Linked DNA regions of Mus musculus: region 1 is linked to region 2. Evidence: chromatin contacts called from ENCODE POLR2A ChIA-PET data. All regions are on one chromosome and are shown on one strand. The core of a region is the stretch at or near the end of the contact, and the rest is flanking DNA. Distances in the headings are between cores, read along the strand shown. Region 1 holds the start of 6330415G19Rik (RIKEN cDNA 6330415G19 gene). Region 2 holds the start of Zscan10 (zinc finger and SCAN domain containing 10).

What was found. ChIA-PET counts read pairs that join two places held with the same protein, here RNA polymerase II (POLR2A).
Region 1: POLR2A ChIA-PET joins it to region 2 with 13 read pairs in embryonic stem cell. The contact joins the promoter of 6330415G19Rik here to the promoter of Zscan10 in region 2. POLR2A ChIA-PET finds 5 or more read pairs at or near these places in 5 of 5 experiments (Patski and embryonic stem cell).

What each region holds. Positions count from the first base shown.
Region 1 is chr17:23,549,442-23,552,501 of GRCm38, reverse strand. 6330415G19Rik (RIKEN cDNA 6330415G19 gene) reads right to left here and starts at 1,703. Exons shown (of 2, transcript NR_126484.1): 1 at 1,602-1,703. n-TRccg2 (a tRNA gene) reads left to right here and starts at 2,167; the gene lies at 2,167-2,239. It also overlaps the pseudogene Casp16.
Region 2 is chr17:23,599,346-23,602,507 of GRCm38, reverse strand. It overlaps Zscan10 (zinc finger and SCAN domain containing 10), which reads right to left and starts at 1,682. Exons shown (of 7, transcript NM_001289481.1): 1 at 1,549-1,682. It also overlaps a transcript of Zfp13 not described here.

The DNA of each region.
Region 1 (3,060 bases), core at 454-2,953, 50 kb after region 2:
TCACTCTCAGCAAGAGTCCAGCCCCAGTTAAGTCACTCTCCTCCTACAGGTTAGTCCTTAGAGTCAGGGTTAGAATGGCAAGCTCCTGTCAAATGCTCCCTTGTGTAAGTTCTAGGACAGGACAGTCCTGCTTGCTTCAGGCGCCTGTCCACTGTTTGGTACCTAGCAAGTCCACAGTAAATATTTGTTGTACATTGATTATACCCAAATATTCACTCTACAAATATCGGCAACTTCTTCCTGATGCAAGAAGTCCCTGACCCTGTGCTGGTCTGAAGCCAGTTACCCAGAATGCTCTCTGCTTCCCCTCCTCACTTCTTCCACCCACAATAGGCCACTGAAGGTTGGGATGTCAGCCCAAGGTTGACTCTGACCCCATCCCCTCACCTAGGCTGTGTGGCTTATCGGGATGAAAAGGGCTCGGACTTTGTCCAGACACTGGTGGAGGTCATCAGAGCCAACCCTGGAAGAGATCTCCTTGAGCTGCTGACTGAGGTGTGAGGAACGGGGTTAGGAGGGGAGAAAGAGGGGCTGGATCTGTGGGAGTGTTCTCATTACCTTCCACTTAACCCAGGGAAAGGAGAAGCAAGGAGAAGGCTCTCTCTCTCTCTCTCTCTCTCTCTCTCCCTCCCTCCCTCCCTCCCTCCCTCCCTCCCTCCCTCCCTCCCTCCCTCCCTCCCTCTTGCCCTCACATCAAGAGATGCTCAAATACAGGGCACATTGGTCAGACAAACTCAGCAGCAGCTATTACATACACTAAATAAAGTTCAGGAGAGGAGGACACCAGAAGCCATTGGGAGGAGGGGACTGAGGTGGGGGGTATACTGGGAAGTAGAAGGAGCCAGCAGGGGGTGCAGGAAGGGAGGTGCCACTGGGTTGTTACAGAATAGGGTCAGTTCATTTGTACAGTTTTGCAGGCTAATAGGGAGGTCCTCTTCTTGTGTTGAGGTCAGGGTGGGCAATGCTGGTCTGGCTGATTATATGATTATATATATGGGGTGGGGAGCCTTTCCCTTTGGGTGGGGGACTTTTTGGTTGAGAGCAAGGAGCTCATGTAAAACTGCTGGGTTAGTATTAGGCTCAAAGATGATTAGGTAGCACTTGAAATTTTAGGCTTACAGAACAACAGACACAAGAGTCGGTCATTGAGGAGCATGCCTGTAGCTGGGAGGTAGTGGCAGGACCAGAGACTGAGACCAGCCTAGGATTCATAGACTATTTCAGAAAGTATCGACCTCTCCGCAAAAACCCCTCCAGCAGACAATGACTGCAGTGGGTGTGATGGACTGAGCCCCTCAGGGCCTAGCTGAGTGTCAACAGGGTCAACAGGCGGGTGTGTGAGCTGGACGTCCTGGGGCCAGACAGTGATGAGCTGTGCAAAGCCTGCCTGGAGATCCGCAGCTTGCTCAGGCGCCGGCTCTGTTTATAGGACGAGCAACCTCACCACTTCCCCTACATCCCCTCTTCACACCCTGTCATCGATGCAGCAGTTTGGGCGTGGGAGCTCACATAGCGCCAATAAATATGTATGTGTTCATGATCGGCGTGCTCCGGAAAATGTATGCTCTTTCTGAAATACGTGAGATAATGGGGAAAGTTACCTGGTAGTAGATAGGGGATCGACTGTGCTCTCGGGAACCAGAGGTTGAATCGGGTCTGTGCTTCCTGTCTGGGACTACGGAACCTCACAAGGCTGACCTGGATATGCTGGGAGAGGCTTAGGGAGAAAGAAGTTCTGGGAAGGATCATCTCCGGAACTATAACTCTCGCCTCGCTGAGTCCCTGATGCGGGCGGTCTCAATCTCCACATGGCGCTGGGGCCATGGAGTTGCCAGAGAGGCGAGCCAGCACGGGTCTGGAGACTGGAAAAGACAATTGTGGATACTTCAGTGACGTGATAGGGCAAGTTCATGTGGGTTGTCCCTGGTCTTGAGTTGAGGGCCAGCCAATGGAGGAGATCTGAAAGACGAGCCTCTAGGATCCGGAAGGGCTTCTGCTGACTGACTGCTCAGGAGTCTGATTATATCGGTTCAAACTTGTGGAGGCTCCTTTGAGACTGTCACTAAATAGATTGGCTCAATAGGTAGGATTTTTCTTTGGTTTAAGCATGCGCAGTAGGCGCTTGAATAAGTCTTATGGAGAGAGCTAAGGCCTGAGTCAGTGTAGGGCCGCGTGGCCTAATGGATAAGGCGTCTGATTCCGGATCAGAAGATTGGGGGTTCGAGTCCCTTCGTGGTCGCTGCGTGCATTTGCTTTTTAAAAACCTACCTTAAAATTTCCCATTCTCAAATTTGCTTTTCAAACTCTTGTCTGGTACCCCGGAAGGAAGACCAGCATGTTTGTATTAAGTAGGTGAAGTTATTATCTCAAGACAGACTACGAGCAGCTCGAATTAGTGCCAAGGAAAGGAACCGAATAGATGCTAGATTGGATTGCTTACGTGGTGGGTGGGAGGTGTCCCAAGGGAACGTTAAAGACATTTGATTAAAATAAAAAACTCAGTAGGCTATCTGGGTGAATGCAATTGTCACTGAACTGAACACTTGAAAATAACTAAAGCAGTAAATTCGGTTTATATGTCCACAGCTTTAAAATCCATGAAACAGTAAGAAAATTAGATTTCTTACAATGTCCAGGCACACCTGTAATGCCGGTATTTAGGAGGCGGAGGCAGGGGAATTAAAAGCCACTGGGCTACATGAGATCCTGTCTCAACAACAACAGAGGCGTCTCCTTACAGGTCCAGTGTAAATATAAATTTTTAAATAGCAAGAATATGTCCCAGATTGAGTTGACATTTAACCTGGTGTGTGTGTGTGGGATATCTCTATTTAAGGGATTCGGTCTAAGTGGAACCGTTGTCATCCCTACAACTCCCAGGAGAACCACAGAATGGGAGGGCGGGGTACCAGCTCACGTGACAGAGCCTTGTGCAGAATAATTTTCTCTTTAATGTTACAGTGGCTTAATAAAGCTTGCAAATATGTTATATCAGACACACACATGAGATAAAGGAGAGTCAAAAGGACACGAGGATAACGCAACTGGGCCGGAACCCAC
Region 2 (3,162 bases), core at 433-2,932:
TAGTTCTCTTAGTAGAGTGCTAGCCCTACCAAACATGTGGGAAGCCGTGGGTCCAATCCCCAGTATACAAATGTCCTCTAAATCCTAGAACTTGGGAGGTAGAGACAGGAAGATCAATTGAGTTCAAGGTCATCCTCAGCTCAGTTGGTGATTCAAGGATACACGACTCTGTCTCAGAAAACAACAAACATATTAGAAACAAAAAGGAAAAGGAGAGAGAGGTTATGGAGCCAGCCACAGGTGAGGCAGGACTGAAAGTTTCAGGCTCGCCTGGACTTAAGTGAAGTACAAAGCTGGCTTGGGCAACTTAGTGAGATTCTTTCTCAAAAATAAAAACACAAAGAGGGGTTGGAGTAGTATCTTCAGGGCCTGTGCCCAGCCAGCACATCGAGCCCTAATTTCTGGCTCACACACACAGGAAACAGCATTGCATTTCGCTGTCTGAAGAAGCATATGAAATATGATATGGAGGCGCTCCAGGCTCAGAGCGTGGCTGCTTTTCCGGAGCTCATGAGACTTCAAGTCCCAGAACTCACATGGCAACTCCCAACTGTTGGTGGGACCCAGTTCCCTCTTATAGTGCGCAGATGCACATTCATACAAACCCTCTGTATATAAAATAAATAAACCTTAAAAAAATAAAAACAATTAGAGAGTGAAGTCACTCTGGCCACTCTGCAGCAGATGCTCGTGAGTTCCAAGCGTTTAGCAGCCCAGTCAGTTGCCTGCTGCTCACTTCATCCCGCCCGGACTCACTTGCTAGATCAACCTATTAATCCTACAGGTTCAGAGAGTCCAAGGTGATTTACTCACAGCTTCACCCGGTGCTGCAATACTGCTTGCTAAAGTGGAAATGGGGTTCCGAACCCACTATTTGCGTCCTACCCCATGAAATTTTGCCAGTATTAGCTTGGAGTATGACAGCATAGATAAGAAAGAGAGAATTCTAGATTCTGGTCAAAGGCCCGCCTAACCACACAGCAGCTGGAATTTCTAGGTGAGGACTTGCCAGAGGTTTCCAAGAGATGGAATTCAGGCAAGTAGGCCTTAGAAAGCCTGTCCCTCCCCCAGGTCTCCAGGACAAAAGGCCTATTAATATGCACCTCTGTAGGGGGTTGGCTGGGTGTGGGGCGAGAAAGCTCTTTAGTGAAATCTGGCCGGTCTAAATTTGTATGTAGGTACTGCTATAAAATCCACCTACACACTAGGGAGCTAGAGTGGTCCTCTGCAAGAAATAACCCCCTTTCTCTGCTAGCAGTCTAACTTGCTCAACTCTGTTAACTTGTTTTTTTTTTTTTTTTTTTTTTTTTTTTTAAGGCAGAGATCCCCTTCTGGTGCTAGGAACGCATGGCATCGTCACTTCTGGGACCCTCCCTCATGTCTCCAAGGCCACAAATGCATCATGCTGTGTGGCCTTGGAGTCTCCAGCACGAGTTACCCGCTCATTATAACCAAGACTTTTCTAGCTCTCAGCCTACCAGTAGGTCCCCCGAAACACCCTTCACTCTCCACAGTGCTGTAAGCCTACACCCCAGCCCTCCAACTCACCACTCCAGGTACCGACGCCTGAGGCCGAGATGTTTGGGGATCCTTGGGAGAATTCAGGGTAAGAGGCAGCGTAGCCTAGTTTGGGAAAGGAATCCCGGGAAATGGAACAGGAAGTTCCCTGCCTGACCCATCCCTTTCAGGTAAGGGGATAAAGGGGCTTCCAGGAATTAACCCTTCACCTCCCAGTCTGGGTGGGGTAAGGAAGAGGGAGGAGCCAGAAACAAACCAAGGGAAAAGTGATGACTCCAGATTCTAACTTTGCCAAGCTTCTGTAAGAGTTAAGTTACTCTAAGCCAGAGCTTCTCCATCTACGCGGAGACAGACTGATGCCCTTTTGGGGCCAAGAGCTTCTGTTTTACGTGCTTGCTGTGTGTAGGCCTCTTTGCTTGGCTTTTCATTCATACAACAAATATTTATCTACATGTTTATTAAACAGCAGGCTCTAAGGACATGGAGCTAAACTGAGGAATGAGGCCCTGCCCCAGGTGGATTTGGGGTGTGGGGGTTGCATTCCAAGGAACAGATGAGACTGCAGTTGTAAGAAAATAAAATAGGTCAATTAGAGTGGAAAACACCTTTAATTCCAGCACTCAGGAGGCAGAGGCAGGTGGATCTCTTATTAGTTCAAGACCAGCCTGGTCTACATATTGAGTTACAGGTTATAGTTACGTGGTGAGACCTTGTCTCAAAGTAGAAAAGGAGGGGGACAGAAGGCAGGTGTGATGGTTTACACCTGCAGTGCTATCTTTTCCAGGTTCAGCTAAGGCTGGAAGAGTGCCCTGAATTCCAGATGGGCTTGGTGTAACAGAGTGAACTTGTCTCAAAAACTCAAAACCAAAGGGATACATCTCAGTTGGTAGAATGCTTTCCTGCCAAGCAGGAAGCACACATCATAAAATTGGGCATGATCGTGCACACTTGTAATCTCTGCATCTGGGAAATGGAGGCAGGCCTCTTTCAGCTAATATGAAGTCTGAAGTCACTGGGCTACATGAAATCCCGCCTCAAAACAAACAAACAAAAACCTGGGCCACTGACTTCCACAAGTAGTCCTCTGACTTCCACATGTGCCCCCACCCAACCTATAAATAAGTAAATAAATAAATGTAGTGAGAAAAAAATTAAAACATACACCGACAAGAAGATGTGATAAAGATGAGTGTTCCTCAGTCCATATAGCTTTTAAAAGTCTCCCCCACCAGAATCCTGCTAGTGGCTTTGTCCTACTAACAGCGCCCTCCGCCTCGCCCCGCCTCTCAGGAGAAGTTACCTCCACAAACCCTTTGGAGCCCACTTTAAAGTCAAACTCTCCCCTTTGCATTGATGGGCTTTCTTAGTTACATGCTCCCAAATACAGAGGAGGATTCCTTCCGGGAATCAGTGGTGCTATCTGGAGTGTCCACCCCGTTCTAGAGTGCACTACATCACTCGCGGGGTCAAGGAAACTCGGCGCTGGTCGCCCCCAAAGCCCTGATGTCTCAGACTGTCGTGACTAGGCCCAGCCTTGCTCTGGCTGCTCCTAAGTTTCCCTGCTAGGGTCAGCATCCAGCTTATTTTTAACTGTGTGGGGTGGATCTCACTGGACCACCCAGTAGGCACCAGTTTTCTTACTGC